2 separate regions of the Mus musculus genome follow, and region 2 is linked to region 1. A link is a loop called in an ENCODE intact Hi-C map of the cell type or tissue named here. Cell type or tissue: heart. All regions are shown on one strand. Links, peaks and the distances in the headings refer to the core of each region. The heading gives the core; the rest is flanking DNA. Region 1 has its middle 31 kb from the start of Btg3. Region 2 has its middle 120 kb from the start of Usp25.

The links. Peaks named below come from ENCODE experiments on the same cell type or tissue, not always from the same donor. Only the 100,000 strongest peaks of a DNase experiment are listed, where the experiment ranks them.
Region 2: it touches region 1 in a loop (3-fold over the local background); 7 of 42 quality-filtered maps call a loop at or near these places.

What each region holds. Positions count from the first base shown.
Region 1 is chr16:78,341,769-78,350,505 of GRCm38, forward strand. It overlaps a transcript of Cxadr not described here. Among named protein-coding and RNA genes, the nearest start is that of Btg3, 31 kb to the right of the region's middle. In heart, for the core only: a CTCF peak has its summit at 5,114 (motif pointing left); no DNase peak of the experiment used is centred there; H3K27ac peaks cover 1,012 bases.
Region 2 is chr16:77,125,380-77,134,116 of GRCm38, forward strand. No RefSeq gene overlaps it. Among named protein-coding and RNA genes, the nearest start is that of Usp25, 120 kb to the left of the region's middle. In heart, for the core only: CTCF peaks have their summits at 730 and 3,497 (motif pointing right); no DNase peak of the experiment used is centred there.

The DNA.
Region 1 (8,737 bases), core at 421-8,420:
TTACTGCTTGCTTCACTTAACTGTTATTTCATGAGCTTAGACTGGTGGCAGTTCCCCTACCTCATGAAGTGTTGGAAGGTCTTAGAGAATTGGCATGATGACAATTTTTATTCGTGTTCATCTTTGATATCCGAGATGCTCCTAATGATACATGGAATATCACACCTGTATGTTAAAGTTCTCATTACAATGAAATGTCAGGTGAAAATATGGTGCAAACTTGAATGCCTTTAACACAGACCACATTTTAACCTTACTAACTCTAAAGACCAGATGATAGCTTGGCTCGCCAAGTAAACAGTGCAGCATGTTAAGTAACTTATTACTAAATTAAAGTGGTCTAATAAGTTTCTAAGCCATAAATGAATATAACTTCAAAATGCAGTAATGGCAACAGAGGACAGGCTGGCCCCAAAAACCAAGCTCAGGGCTTCAAGGTTTCCTGCTGGTGGCTCTGAGGTAGGAGCCAAGTTACTAAAATGACTTTTCACTGTTGTGAAGTCTTACATAGAAAAGAGAACAGCAAGGAAGTCCTGGTGAGGCTTAAGTAACAAAGACTTGATGTCTCCAAGTTCTGAGGCCAGAGGGCCAGTCAAGGCAGAGACAGGGATTCCTCTCTCTAGGAGCTGCGAGGTGGACTGTTCCAAGCATCTGTTATGGCTTTTCCATGGGTCTTTTCTCCCTGATTCCTTCACACTGTTTTTCCTCTATAAATACCTGTCTCTGTCCATATTTCCTCTTTGAGGACCTCGGTCATACTGCACTTATACCCAACAGAGACCTCATCTGACATAACTATAATATCTATAGTCAGAGTAGCTCCCAACTAATGCAATAAGGATTACGTTTCCACATAAGAATTTGGGGTGGTGGGGACAGCTCAACTCATAGCAGCAATGGGTGCAAACTCCAAAGGCAGGCCCTAACCAGTCAAAATTTATATGGAATATCTGCAGAGGGTTTCAAGACAGGGCCAACTCTGTAGATCAGGATGGTTTCAAACTCCAATCTGCTCCCCTCTGCCTCCCAAGTTCTGGGATTAAAGGCATGCACCAGTGCCCACCATTACTTTACAATGACTTCTTATCAACAAAAGTGACACACCCACTTGCCTTGTCCTTTCTCCAGTCTCCTATCTTTCAAAAACAAAATGGGATGGTGATGCTGTTTAAGCTCGCACTTGCCAAGTGGAAGCAGATGAGCTGCCCACCAGTTTGTCTTCGTGACTCTTGCTGAGAAGATGCAAGGACTTGCAGAGACACAGAACTAAATGGTGTGTCTTTTTAAGTTAATAACTGGATCTGAATAGCTTTCTTTAGTTTTGGGTTTTGTTTTGTCTTAATTGTGTTTCAGACAGTAATAATGAAGGCGATCCAGTGCGAGACACGAGACAAACCCTCACCAGTGTGTTTCTATTCCCAGTTCCTCTCCAAAAAGCTGCACATCAAATTCTGTTAGTTTGTGAATAGGTTATTCAGAGAGCAAAAGGAGAAATCAGTATGATCAGTGTCATGTCTTGTTTCAGGGATTTCCTATACGTACACAAGGTTGCTAATTTATGTGTTTTAAAGCACATCCTATTTATTTTTAAAAGTTAGTACTGTCAGGATTGGTCACAAGGGAGAAAGTATTAGATTTTAGGTTGAAGCAACTTAGTGGAAAACTGAAGTGGGACAGAAAACTGAACACTTCATATTTGACTTGTGTTGAGAACAGCTCTATTATAGGCATAAAGGACATGAAGGTTTTCTTTAATACAGGCAAAATATTAACTGGCAACTGAGTTACACACCTGGAACAAAACAATCATTACTGTAGGCAAAAAGTGCGAAGAAGCAAGATGGTAGCCCACAGTGCACGTAACCATGGCAGACAATTTATAGAGAGGGGAAAGAGAGCAGTTACAAGCCTTGCCATGTAAATGTCGTAAATGAGGCCACGGAACTGTGTTTTGAACATGAGAGGAAGGAATTTCCTTGACCAGGGAGCTGGCAATGCTGACATGCCTGTTTTTCTGGAGCATGCGAGTGCTGGATTGGACATCAAAGGTTGGGACTTAGGAGGTGTGTGTGTTAGTGCTCATACTTCCGTGTAGATGAAGATGGGAGACCAAACCCTATAGGGAAACAGGGAAATGAGCTGTGTGTTCAGATGTCTGAGCTGGGATTTAGGATTCAGTGCTGTCAGGCCGTGCAAAAGAGGGAAGAAAAACAAAAACAGATGTCGCGGTTTACATCAGAAAGTTCAATCGAGCAGATTCTCAGTGGTCTTAGTTGTGGATAATTCACAGCTGCTCTCATTTTAGTGCTAGTAAGCCACTGCCAAGTACATTTCTAACAATATCTCTCAGTGTATATAGAGTTTCTTCAAGTTGCTGGAACTTCTACACAGAACAGTTCTATGGAATCAGCACAGACTAAGTGAACGAAAGAATGAATTATTTTGCCCTTTAAGAGAAAATGACGAAGTGGCATATTAGGTTAGCTATTCCTACATGAATTTGGCCACCGGCAGTGTGTTCTTTTAATGTTAAGTAGGGCAGTTTCCCTCTCACAGTCCCAGAACTGTCAGCAGTCAGAACATTTCCAGGGACAGTAGGACTGAGGAATGGAGACCGGTAACTGTTAACACGTAGTCTTGTAAAGTTGACACTCTTCTACAGAGCACCAGGCTTTTAACAAAAGTTGAGTGCTTCTATGTGTTCACGGAAACCACGCAAATCAAGATTAAAGTTCTCCAAAATGTAAAATGGGTCGTCCCTGTCAACTAAAATGTTCTGATATGTTCACAGCACTTCAGTATGTAATTTATGAGTTTGAAATTTCTTACGATGTTATAAGCAAACAAGAAGCCACAGTTAAGTAAAAAAAAGTTAAGTAGCAATTCAGACTGTACAAGGGAATGCCAATAGACAAAATATATTAAAAAAAAAAAGAAAACAGATGTCTGTGGCAGTGGCAGGAATGACATCAGACTCAGATAGTTTTGAGGTGGTAATTTATGGAATCTTTTCAACACACATTATTAACTTTGTACATCTTGTACTTTAGTCCTGAAGTAACACTTGAAATCTGTCAGGATGTCCAAGCCACCAATGATTTGTTCAATGCTGACAGTTGAAAATTGACTCCACAACCCTTGACATCAGGAACAGCCTATTTAAATGACTGATCACTAAAATGTTGACAGACTAAGATAGAAATACAGCCCTTTTACAGTTTGCTCAGAGATATGGCTTATGAAGCCTTAGCATTGTCTCAGCTCTCTTAAGGAGTTCCTTTTGAATTCTTTGAGGCCGTGAAGTTTCCTGCAGTGGAGCAGAAATGCAGGTCTACTCAGTTTCTCATCTCACAGAATGGGTTTTGTTTACTGTCTTTCGTCTTACCACGACCGCATGGCAGCATAAAGCTAGCCACCTAAGGGAGGGAAGTTTGTCCTGCAGGATGCTACGGTCGTCCTATAGTCATCTGGGCACTGTTTGCAAACCAGGATGGCTCTTGCTATACGTGCACATTTCACTACTGGAGACTTGCCAATTTGGAAGTTACAAGTCAGGGAACATGTTTGGGAAGAAAATTTGGTAAGAATTGGTATTTCAGAAGAGGTTGTTTTAAAGCCAGATATAGGTAAATTATTATTAAAACCACACTACCAGAAATATTACTATATATATTATTTGATTCATCATCATATACATACAGAAATAAAGGCAAGGTCCAGTAAGGTTTTGGGTTTTTTGTTTTTTTTTCCCTTTCCACTTCACAAGGCCTTATAAAACAAAACACATCTCCTGATCATTGGTCTACTGTTTTTCTAGAAACCTTGCTTTCTTGCCATTGAGGAAAACTAATAGGAGGGTAGTTAGTGGGGGACCCTCTTGAAACCATTACCAGTCTCTCTTGGCAACAGCAGCCAGGAAGGTCACTCTCCCCGTTAGCTGCTTGAAACTATTTTCAATAGGTGCTCTAGATCCCTGTCTTGATGCTAGTGGTGGTCCCAGTGTAGTATGTGCTTGACAAGAGCTAAGTATTGTTTGGAGTGAACTCTTTCAGATACTTGCTGTGATTCAAGATTTCAAGTAACTGGTATACATTGGTTTTATCAAATATGAGATAATAGAAAAAATAAAAAACTGATTCTGGGGCTGGGAGGATGTATATAGTTTGGAACAGTTGCTCAATACACACAATACATTCTAGGCAAGCCCTGTACCTGAGTGACATCCCCAACCAGAGAGATTTTGTACAGCCCCTAACTTGGCTATATTTGTTTTCCTAGCTGTACGCTGATCGCATACAGGGCACAAAAAATTAGAAAAAAATTTTTTGAGAAAGGTCTTCATTCTATAACCTAGGTTGGCCTGGAACCCACTACGTAGCCCAGGCTGGCTTCAAACTTGGGTAGATCCTCCTGCCTCAGGGTCTTGAGTTGGGATGACAAGTATAAGCTACCATACCAGTTTAAACACATTAAAGACTGCTCCCAGGCTGGAGCTCTAGGGCAAAGGCTGATGGTCCCCAGCCTCCTTCAGCCCCATCACCTTACTTTCACTGCCGTGGAGACGAGTCTGGTTATTGCTCTATACCACATACACGCAATGTTTCCAGTTTCATGAATGACCACGTTTGCCTGTGTTGTATACTTACAAGTTCGCAGTCAGGGGATTATTTTGTACATTTCAGGCCCCTGGAGTGATTACTCCCCGTCACCATCAGCACTATAAATTATATAGTGACATACTTGACGGGACATTTAAGAGATCTGCAGCCTACTGTCAAATGACAAAGACTCATTAACCCAATAAGGAACATACATATTAACTGTGAGACTGAAAACACCTTTTCCATATGCTAATCTAAGAGCGGTGCCGAGAAGGAAACGTGGCGTCCTCCCTCCTCTAACATTTCAGCAGAGGCTGTATCTGCCACAGGGGTGAAGTACTTACCACTTCTATGACATAAAAACATAGTAATAAAGAAATGTTAATTGTATACAACTATGAACACTTAACAATTTCTACCACTATAGCTATACCTCTTAACATTTCACATCAAGGGGTCAGTACTTGGAATCCAACCTTTAGCTCTGACAATAAAAAGATTATGATGCCCTCTTGTGGACAATGACTTTTAGAGGGGTTTTATTTTTCATTAAAATTTAACTTATATTTCATTAAAATCTAGCCTAACAGATCTACTAGAAACAACACCTCATTGTTTCCTTTAAAAAGTAAATAAGTAAAAAATATCACATAGTATTATTAACAGTGCAAGACAATGTGTAAACTTTTGTTCCTCAGCTCTTAAAAGCTTGCATTCTAGAGTTACAGTGCCCGAGTTCAAAGTTCTCTAGTTACAGTACCAGGCAGTTTAATACTCAGTATTCTCTCTGTAAGGCACACAGTATCAGGACACACACACACACACACACACACACACACACACACACACACACACACACAGGGTTGTGGTGGAACAGAAAGTACAGTACTTAATTCCCAAGAGGCTAGGTGCAATTCATTATGTGTATACATATACACGAACTACCACTGCATAAGCCTGAAGATTAGGTTTTTTGTTTTGTTTTGTTGTTTTGTGAGATAAAGCCTAGCCATACAGTGTATGCTGGCTGGCCTTGAACTTGTAATCTTCCTGCCTCGGGCACCCAAGTGCTGAGACTTTCATGCGTATGCCACCCTGGGCAGGTACTGAGCAGGTCCTATCATCAGTCCTGACCTCATGGAAAGAAACACACTGAGTGTTAATGCTTGCCCGGTACCACAGCATCTTACAGCTCTCATTTCACAATGAGCAAGGTCTAAGCCAGGCCTGGTGGCTCCTACCCATAATCCCAATCCCTCGGAGGTAGAGACAGGGGAAGGGGGAGTTCAAGGCCCTTCTCAGCTCTATGGCGAGTATGAGGACTGTGTGCCTCACAGACCTTGTGTCAAGAACAAGCAAACGAACCCTCTATGCCACATTCCATTCTCATGACATTCCGCACGTTATCGCAGCCCTGTCACAGACCAGGACGTTCTCTGTAAGGCAGACTCAGGTCACTCTTTTACTGGCTTTATGCTCTTGCACTACACGGGGGCGTTATAATCCTTCACTATTGCAAAGGTTTCGACAAAGCATTTTGTATATCAAGTATGTATTTCTTGTGTATGTCCACAGGCTATTTCTCATCTTGTATTAGCTAAAAATAAACGAATTGACCTTAAAATGCTTTTTTAGATGCTTTTACTCCCCCAGGAAAAAGGTTGTGAAGTCAGGGCTTCCAGTTCAGTGTTCTATGGGATTCCTGAGTGTGTGAGAAAGTGGGTCTCCGATTCTTGTTTTCTCTCTTGGGCTCTTTCTTTCTATTTGTTTATTGTGTTAGTTTTTATCATAGCATATCATAATATCCCTTTAAAATAAATTTTTTTTTAAAAAGCCATTAAAAAAAGGTTATGGAGTATGAACGTTTAGCAGAAAAATCCAAAGAAGCAGAATAGAATTGTCTGTATTTAGCCCCTTTCTCCTTCTTCTGAATATACTGTCAAAATAGTGTTTTACTCATACAACACACAGCATTTTAGATAGGATACTTTCATGTTTCCACCTATAATATTTTGTTATTATTACTTTATCCATTCTTTTTTTCATAGCCACATAGCATTTTTCATACTACCTTGTATAGATGGTTTAAATTTTATTTAGTTGCTCATTTGTTATGGCTATTTTTTTTTGTCACCCAAAAATATACTAAACACTTTTACATAGATGATAGCCCCATCCAAGTACTTCTGTAGATAAATTTCTTGAAGTAGTTGCTAGGTGAAAACATACACACCTTAAAAGTCTAACTGCCTTTCAAAAGGCTGTATTCCTTTAAACCTCTATTTCGACATGTTCTAAACAAGGGACATTACCATTAAATGATAGGTTTTCTAACTGATACATCTCAAAGGTTGGGATATGCCAATACACAATAATGGGGATTATCACTCCTGCCTCGTGGGTTAAGCAAATAATCTTGCCCAGCATCTGCAGTCTTTCAACCATTACTAGTGAAGCTGATAAATGTTTGTACTGGCCTCAGCACTATAAAGGCGACCGACACACCAGACAGCTAATGCAGCAGAGATGCTGTCCCCACATCTCACTGATGTATGCTGTCAGCCCTGCTGATGTGTGTAGATCATAACGGTGTTTTCAAGCCCTATGAAATTCCTAAGTTCCTATGACTATTTCTAACCTTTATGAACGTTCTTTCTGTAGCTACTCCATTTTGAGGGTAGAAACAATGCAATAAACATCAAGCCAGAGCAGTAAGAGTGGCAATACCCTTACAAGTCCACATGCTTTTGATAACTATTAAATAATTGTTTTAGTCCTTACGTTAAAGGTGGGTGGCCTTCTGCTATAGACTTGGAAGCAGGTGACCATTTCTGCAATGTTTAGAGTGTACACATTTTACATAGGAATTGCAGCTTTCCCTCATTTGCCTTGGATAACAGACGTCCAGTGAATGCCCCAGGCGGCATGTATAATACAGGGGCAATACTGTGTTTCCCAGGGAGCGTCCTAGGTACTGCCTCACTAACCAGAATCTAATGCCAGAGAAAATGTGGGGAAACTTGGCCAAAGTAATTGGTAACATTGTGTCCTAGGTTAAATAACCAAAAAAAAAAATGATAATAAAAAAACAGCAGAATGCCCGACTTGGGCATTGCTATATTATTTCTCTTACCTGGATCTTCTTGGCCAGTTCCTGTCTTGTCCATTAGGCCATACTGCTACTGAAATTCAATTTACAGTTCAAATAAATGAAATCATTGTCTAAGGTTTTGGGGTTTTGTTTGTTTTGTTTTGTTTTGTTTTCTTGAGACAGGGTTTCTCTGTATAGCCCTGGCTGTCCTGGAACTCACTTTGTAGACCAAGCTGGCCTCGAACTCAGAACTCCGCCTGCCTCTGACTCCCGAGTGCTGGGATTAAGGCGTGTGCCACCATGCCCGGCAACCTAAGGTTTTAGTGTTCCTTTTCAGACATAACTGAATAGTCTGTAACAAGGAAGTAAGATTAATGGCCAATATAGACATTTAATTCATTTTCACTTAACATAAATCTCTGCCTAAGTTTCCTTCTGTCAAGTCTTGACCTACCCTCACAAGCTCCAGTAGTTGGTAGGCTTTGCATAGGTACCAAACAGGATGTGGTGTTGAGGCCACAGAGCACAGGCTTTTAAGTTGAGGCTTAAGTTAGCTTGCTGTCACCTTGGACATCTTTTGCTTCCCTCAGAGCCCTTATTCAATTGAATAAACATGGCACAAATCATGAGATGACTATGAGGGTCAAATTATCACAAAACTGACAGCTTTGAAGTCAACTTAAATCATTTATCTTGGCTGAACGTTACACTGTACTATAGTCAAAATGTTTTGCGAGTCGCCATCTTGGTTCCGGGACTCAGCAGAACTTAGGAAATTAGTCTGAACAGGTTAGAGGGTGCGCCAGAGAACCTGACAGCTTCTGGGACGGGCAGAAGCACAGAGCCGCTGAGGCAGCAGCCTGGGCGGGCCGCAGACAACCGGCCACCATCCGGACCAGAGGACAGGTGTCCGCCTGGCTTGGGAGGCGACCTCAGCCTCAGCAGCAGCGGTCGCCATCTGGGTTCCGGGACTCCGCGGGACCTAGGAAATTAGTCTGAACAGGTTAGAGGGTGCACCAGAGAACCGGACAGCTTCTGGGACGGG
Region 2 (8,737 bases), core at 391-8,390, 1.2 Mb before region 1:
AACATTGATAGAATCAGCAATGACGAGAAGAAAATAGCCTTGGTTTTCCTACCTTCCAACTTTCCTGTAGCACTAATTGTCAAAACCTGAAATGAAATGAAGGCAACGTTGAAATAAGTTGAGGAGTTGAGGACAGAAGCTTAGAGGTCTAGCCTCAGCACCCAGAGCCTAGAGCAGAAGGACACAGTTACAGCTCAGATAAATGAGGTAAAGAGCTGTACACTCATTTCCTGTAAGGATCCCTTTTTATACTGAAACTGATTCCAAAACTTGTATGCAGGGATTTGTGTATTATCTCTGGGTCTTAAAGTGTGCTTGTGATTGAAATTTTCTGTATAAGTCTATGTGGTTCCCACCCTTGATCTCTAACTGAGAAAATGCCTTACAGCTGTATCTCATGGAGGCATTTCCTCCAGGGAGGCTCCTCTCTCTGTGATAACTCCAGCTTGTGTCAAGTTGGCACACAAACCAGCCAGTATGGTTGTCTATGTATTTGCATTCAGCTCTATGTTTATATTTGTGGCAGAAAGGCTTCTTAGAAATATGTTCCATGATGGCTAAATCATAGAAATCTTTTAGATGGCAGTGTACTAGTAAGATCTTAGAGTACCATGAATTTCTCCACAATCAAAATTGATCCAGAATGATATCTTTAAAAGATGCTATTTTTGATTTGTGTATATCCTGCAAGTACACACATATTCCAGAAGATGGTGTAAGATCCCCTGGAGCTGAAGTTGCAGGCAGTTTTCTGGCAAGTGTGTTATTTCTGCAAGAACAGCATTTATGGTTATCTGCTGAAGCATCTCATCAGCTTCAGGCAAAAAGTCCCTCGAGCTGGGGGTGTGACTCAGTAGAGATGGTGTATGCTTCTGGGAATGAAGCACTGAACTCAATCTGCAGGACTGCAGAGCAGCTACAAAAAGACTCCCTACAGATCAGGAACGCAGAAAGTATGCACTCGACAGAGATATCTGCAAGGTGCAAGAGGACTGTGTCCAGGTAACAAGACTGTGAAAGCTAGAGTTGGCTAAGATCATTATGCTATGTTCCTTGAGATATTCCCAAGTTGTGACTTAGCAGAGTCAATAAACTGATTATAGAAACACAGAGCCCAGAAAGTATGAAAGAGTACAGTGCCAAACTGCAAGCAGCAATGGTGGTTTTGAAAGACTTTGTAAGTCACAGAAGACAAAGGGGCATCAAAGGAAGTAAGTTGCAAAGGAGAAAAATGCATATATGATTTGAAATGCATTAAAATCTCTGAAAATACCTGATCATTAAAAATAAAGTATATGCAATATGTGTATATATATATATATATATATATATATATATATATATATATGCACATGGGCAGCATTTCACCAAATCAGAAATACTCAACCAATGATAATCCTGGAAGATAGTCAACTTCATTAGCAATCAGGGTTCAGTTAGACCAAGGGAGAAACTACAAACACATTAAGACTGACGTCAGGCTTTGTCCCTGCCAGAGGCTGCAGAAGGATGTAACACAGGGTAAACTCACCATATAATGTAGGTGAATGTCTAAAGTAGTGCAACCACTTCGCAACCAAAATATTTCAAGTTGATAGTACATCATTCAGCAGATCCTATGTATCTTCTGTATCCTATATATTGAATATATTTGAGACACACATGCCTCAGTTTATATGTCCGAAGAATTCTTAGAAATAACATTCAAATCTGGGCACAACCTACATCTGTCAGCAGTCAACTGACAAATTGCACCATATGCATGCAGTGGATTATTACATAGAATTAAAAGCATGCTCACTGAAGCCACTTATATCAATGGGAAGAAACCATGAATGAACGCCGCCGCACAATTGTGCACCCAGTAGAGTTTCATGTATTAAATGTTCCAAAACCCAAGTTAAAGCCAAGTTACAAGAAGGCGCTCACAGATGGTTAAACTAAATTAAAAATGGAAGGTGCATAAAGATGGCCAGCCATTTCAGGAAATGGTTCCATTTGAGGGTGATATGTGATTTGAAAGGGATATCTGGAGTCCTTCGGGATTGCTTCCAGTATGGGATTTCATTTTTAAAGTTTATTTTGCACGCTTTCAATGGGCACTGCCAATTTGGGGAGTGGAAAAGAAGGCTCAGCTCTGCGATGCACTAAGCATATTTTCTGTAACTTAATATGATGACACAGAGAAGTGCAGGGCCAGAACTGAGCTCTGAGGGCATTTGAAGGCTGCAGCCCTACACCAAGAATGACAGGCAAACAAGGAATGCTCAGAGTGGGAGAAACAGTCTCCCTCAGAAAAGAACACACCGATTGGTTATCCAATACCAAATTGTAATCCCTGAAAATGTACACACAAGTAACACTATACAGATTGAGCAGTTTGTATTTGGGTGTATATATTATGTATATACATACATGCACGTAATATCTATTAATGAAAAAAAAAGCCAATGGATTTGAAAGCCAGGAGAGGAGGGTTTTTTTAAATATTTTTATTAGGTATTTTCCTCATTTACATTTCCAATGCTATCCCAAAAGTCCCCCATACCCTTCCCTCCCCCCAATCCCCTACCCACCCACTCCCACTTTTTGGCCCTGGCGTTCCCCTGTACTGGGGCATATAAAGTTTGCCTGACCAATGGGCCTCTCTTTCCAGTGATGGCCGACTAGGCCATCTTTTGATACATATGCAGCTAGAGTCAAGAGCTCCAGGGTACTGGTTAGTTCATATTGTTGTTCCACCTATAGGGTTGCAGATCTCTTTAGCTCCTTGGGTACTTTCTCTAGCTGAGAGGAGGGTCTTATGGGTAGGAAAGGAAAGGGAGAGATGATTATATTAACCCCCAAAAGAAAAAGAACAGGCCTATGTTTGAAGGAAACCCACAGAATAGAGTGTCAAATGAAGTAGGTAAGTTCTGATGTTTACTTTAAGGGACAAGTTTTTTGTTTGTTTGTTTGTTTGTATGTTGTTGTTGTTGTTGTTTTTAAAATTAGGAACAGACATCCTTGAGTAAGAGCACTGAGGTGAGAGGTGCTAAGACAACAGAGGCAGGAAGCACGCAGTGGCTTCAGCAGTTCAGGAGGTGTAAGAGAGTTAGTTACAACAGGACTTCGGGCCACACAGCCAGAAGGCAAGACGCCTCAGACGCCAGAGAAAAATGTTAAAACAGTGTCAGTCCATCACTGTACGAGGGAAAAAAGCAAACTTTTCTCAATGTCAGAAGAAAAACCTGGCTGTGTTCTAATTAATAAACACTGCTAAGAGAACTAAAACGCTTTTTTCTCTCCATGAAACAACAGAAGAGAAAACCAAAATAAGGGGGCAGCAAGACCTGTGAGGGGTTTAGTTAATGATGGCAATCTGTTGCTATTTGTCATCTCTGGCTATTTGTCACCATGTATGTTGGCCGTTCCTTAAATTTCTCTATGCTAACTGTTAAAATGCTTCTAGTTTGAGGAAGAGATCTTTAGATAGCTGAGCTGTTTTCTTCTCGCTTCCCAGTAGGTGGTGTTATAATACCGCATTTGAGAACTTAAATAGTAAAATAAAATCGGAAGAGAGAATGCCTATCTTTGCTGAAATGTGTGTGCTTTTATTTTCAAAAGTCGTTCTGTTTTTATGTTGTGAAATCCATGAGCATTTTCATTCCATGTGTATTTATTTAATTTACATTCCAATCATATTTATATATATTTGTGTGTATTTTTGTTCCTTTATTCTCAAGAGTTATAAAAAAAATGAGTTACTTAGTTAATAGAACAAGATGAGCAAGAGAGTTAACAGAGACAATTTTCCATGATCCTTTTGTACCCATGCCTCTTAGCTGTAGCTGAAAAGATACTGTGCCTGTCCTGGAAATAAAACAGGAGAATCGAACCTGCCGTTCTTACTAGCATCACTTCTATTTTGCTTGCAGAATGCTTTTCATTTGTGGCTTTGTTTTTCAACTGTCTTCAGAAAAAAAATGGTTGACCATGCTGCAATGCCACTCTTTGTAATTCAGCTGAATATAGATATAAAATTCGACCTAATATTGCCGAAGCCCATTTGATTCCATTTGGCAATCCATTGCTTGGACTCACGTAGCTGTTCTCACAATCTCTGTCCAAGGATGGCTCCCAATACTTCATGAGACATCCCAGTGTTTTAGCATCCCCAGGACTGTAATATACAACCTTTCATGGTAAGATCAGTGCCTTAGTATACTTTTGTGGCCTGAACATAGGCTTGTCTTCAACTCAGCAAACACGTATAGTAAATATTGAATAAATGTGATACAATTTAAATAATTATCTTCTTATACTACAGACATGAAGTAGCTGCCTTGGGAGAGCTATTGTTAGTTAATTTAGTGCTTGTGACCAGTCAGGAATCCAGAACCAGAAAGGGCATGCTCTCTGTCTATGCATTGATCTTTAGTGGGACACTGTACGTTCTTGTGGCAAAATTATATTTCCCTTATGGATAAGCTCAGCAGGGAAGTAAAAGCCCTGTTCCCTTTGTATTTTTTCCTCTGATAACTAAAAATTAAGCTGGGATAACACTAAATAAAAGTTATGTCTATTTTAAAATTGCTGAGACATCTTACCAAACTTGAGCAGATGTTGAACATGTCTGTCCTTGAGAAAGACAGAGAAAGTCAGCAGTGCGACAGACAGAGTGCAGGAAGATTGCAGTGTCCTAGGAACATTGTCCCTTTATTGCATCAGTGAATAAAGTCACCATTTTCTTAAGACAGTCTGCACTTTATTCTAAATTCTGGCGTTCTCTGATATATAAAAATATCAACACTCCTTTTTAAAATTCTTTCTTTTATTTATTGAGATTATAAAATAGTATCATTTCTCCATCCTTTTCCTCCATACAGACCCATCTCTCCCTAGTACTTCTCTCCCCCTCCCACTTCTCTTTCAAATACCTGGCCTCTTTTCATTAATTGTTGATACATGCATACATATATACATACATACATATGTATATACACACACACACACATATATGTGATCCTAAATACATAAACACAAATATCTCAGGCTATGAAATGTTACTTTATGTATGTTTTGGGGGTTCTCCATTTGTTATTTAAAAAACAGTTGGTATACCCTTCCCTGGGCTATTTCTCCTGCTCTCAACATTCATTAGCAGATGGTGGGGGCTTGTGTAGTGCTGAAAGATCCTGGGCTTTCTCTCTGCATGATACCAAATCTTTCGTAACTCTCTTTATAACACCTCAAAGCTAAAATCCATTGTCCCTGGTTATTTCATTAATTGTACTACATCTGACTGATTTTGAGGACTTACCCTGAGTACCTACAAGGTACTGATTATGAAAAAAAAAATCAGTTGTTTGAAAGAACCAAGATTGTGATTATTTGCACAAAACCACAAAACCCCAATCACTCAGATAGTGAGTTATCAAGTTTTTGAGTGTATAAAGTGGTTAAAGGATAGAACCAGACATCAGGACCTCCTCTCCTCTTATGCTGGAAAAGGGGGTGGGGTGGGTCATTTAGTAGAAGGTGGCACATCGCTGTGTCTGATAGTTTTGGTATGATGGTGTACTGGCTGGTTTTATGTGTCAACTTGACACAAGCTGGAGTTATCACAGAGAAAGGAGCCTCCCTTGAGGAAATGCCTCCGTGAGATCCAGCTGTAAGGCATTTTCTCAATTAGTGATCAAGTGTGGGAGGGCTCATTATAGGTGGTGTCATCCCTTGGCTGGTAGTCTTGGGTTCTATAAGAAAGCGAGCTGAGCAAGCCAGGGGAAGTAATCCAGTAAGCAGCATTCCTCCAAGGCCTCCAAATTCCTCCTGCATCAGCTCCTGCCTCCAAATTCCTGCCCTGCCCTGCGTGAGTTCCTGTCCTGACTTCCTTTGGTGATGAACAGCAGTGTGGAAGTGTAAGCTGAATAAACCCTTTTGTCCTCAACTTGCTTCCTGGTCATGATGTTTTGTGCAAGAATACAAACCTTAAGACAGATGGCAACAGTGTAAATAGTAGTCTTTCATGAAAAACTAAGAAGAATGTTAGTCAAAATGGGTCTTTTTGGTCTTTGGGGGAGGTTGTGCATTCCTTTTTTAAAACATACATACCCAAAATATACTGTCTATGTGTATTCTATATTCTACTTAGACACTTCATGGTATTTACAGAATGATAGTTTGAGGCAAATGGTTTGTGTATTGGAAAGTTGCTGATATTGGGGGAACTTCAGATCTGCTTTAACAATATCTTGACACCCATTATATAAATTAACTCTTCCTTTGTATGTTATTTGGTGAGACAAGGAATCCATGAATCTGTGCTCTCTCCTAAAGGGTTGGCCATATGATCTGAGCTGAAGAAATTGGGCTAACCCTCTGAGGATAACAGAGTTTGAGTGGAAGGAGGAACGGACGGAGGAATGTTCCCAGAAGTCCTCTGTTTCCTGCAGTTCATTTACAGAGTAGCCCAGCAGTGCCTGCTCCCTGGATCTCCAGAGAAGATCTTCTTGGGGCTCTCCTGAGCCTCGTTCTCTACATCTCCTGCCAACTCCATAAGAACTGCATATATTTCCATGTGTGTCTATGTTGGACAGCCTATATATCTACTGCCTTCAAGTAAGTAATCATAAATCTCAGACGTTATGAAAGTAAGCTCTAAAATTTTGAATGAATTCTGTATCAGGTAAGAGAAAGAGCAGACATTTGTATGGAGATGGTATGAAAGAATTAATTTTAAATATGTGAGCATGGTCCTTAATAACAATATAATCAGAATTCTGTTGACCTCTATAGTTGAAATGATGTGGAATGACTTTCCACTCTAGCAACTTCTAATGTAGAGAAACTTACTTCTTAAAGATACACAGTTATTTGACAGGTTAGGGATGTATCCCAGTGGCAGAGAACCAGCTGGCTTATGCAGAAGCCTGGGTCTAATTTCCCAACTGAAGAAGTTGATGCCGTTAACTTAGTATTTTTAATAATCTATGTCTGTGTAAACATTATAGCATTTTTTTCACTAAGTTAAATTGCTTTCAAAAGGAGACACATTTATTAGTTTAGTAATATATTATACATTTTATTATATATAATATATACATAATATATATTGAGTGGCACATTTGCATTATTAACTAAGCAGACACTTAAAATAATGTCTGCCTAAAAGCTGTGGGACAACATTTTTTTTTGTTTAAATTTGTTTTTATCAGGCACTAAATTTTAAGAAAATGTGCTATATATTTATAGACACACATGTCATTCCATATAATACTTATGACACATGTATCCATGGTATGTTTTAACTTTTCCATCAGCATAAATGTGAATTGTCTCAACTCTCTATGGTAATAACCCTTTGTGGAAGATGGGGAGGAAGGACTGGAGGAGCCAGAGGGATCAAGGACACTACAAGAAGTGGTTAGGACTCAGAGGCTCACAGAGATCAGGAAGCATGCAGGGGTCCGACCTAGCTTCTCTGCATATACAATATGGTTGTATAGCTCAGTGTTCTTGTGGGACACCTAATAGTTAGAGCAGTGCCTGTCTCTGACTCTTTTGATTGCCTTTTGGACCCCTTTTCTCTCCTGCTGGGTAGTCTCATCCAGCTTGTATGTAAGAATATGTGCCTGGTCTTATTGTAGTTTGTTATGTTATATTTGGTTGCTTGATGTCCTTTAGAAGGCCTGAGGAGAGGTGAAGAGGGAGGCAGTTGGATTCAGGGTATAGGGGATGTGGGGGGAGGAGATTGAGGGAGGGTAAACTGCAGTGGTGATGTAATATATGAAAGAAGAATAAATTAAAAGTCAAAAAAATCAAAATGCTTTTTAAAACTTCCTTTTGCTCTGTCCAGCTTTCTGGAGTGCACAGCTCGGTGTAGCTGTGTGCACGCATCACTAGTGCTTCCTGTTTCTCTGTGACTCTAAAGGACGGCCTATTGGTTAACCTTTGCCCATCCCTCCTTCTTCCCTATTTTTTCCCATCCCGGTTACCACAACTCTAATCTCAACTTCCATGAGAAGAGACCGCAAGTTTTGAAAGGAATGTTTTATAATTTGGACATTATTATAGTTTATAAGTAATGTTTTAAATGATAAGATTTATACTTGCTGGAGTTATGGTGGTTTGAAAGCATACATTATTCAAGAACCAATCAATAGAAAGGGGCCATTAACATAATTTAAAAGAGAGAGTTAAGTATACGCTGTTAAGTATAGTCTATACACATTACCCACCAATGGAGAAAAGAGTTCTAAACGATCCCGAATCATAGATGGAGTGAATAGCCATTATCTCTAAGACTAAGGCAGAGCAGCTGAGGATAGAATAATCCGATACTCCTTCCTGCTGTTGGAGTACCACAGCCGTGGCCTGTTAGGACCATAGTCTATTCAGTGGGGGAGAAGTTCGCCCTGACACATTGCCAGGAGAAATTGCTAGGTGGCTACTTTCTATGGTGTCTCGGAACTGTTTCCAGGAAGTGTTACTTTGTATAATTCTCTGGGAAGGTGGCTAAGGGGCTGAAGTGTTAGGAAGAAGTTTCTAAAATACCAGTGATGTTGCCCCTAAGAAACCCTGTCATGCAGCAGAACTCAAGGGTGGGTTCCTCCTGTAGTCCAAGATGCTGTGCACTGCCTCACCAAGCAGGGAGAAAACCTCTTCCCCCCTAGATTGACCTCTAGAGCGACCTCTTCACAACACTTAGCAATATACCATTTGTCAAGGGAAAGCTATTTGCAAGGTTCATCTCCAG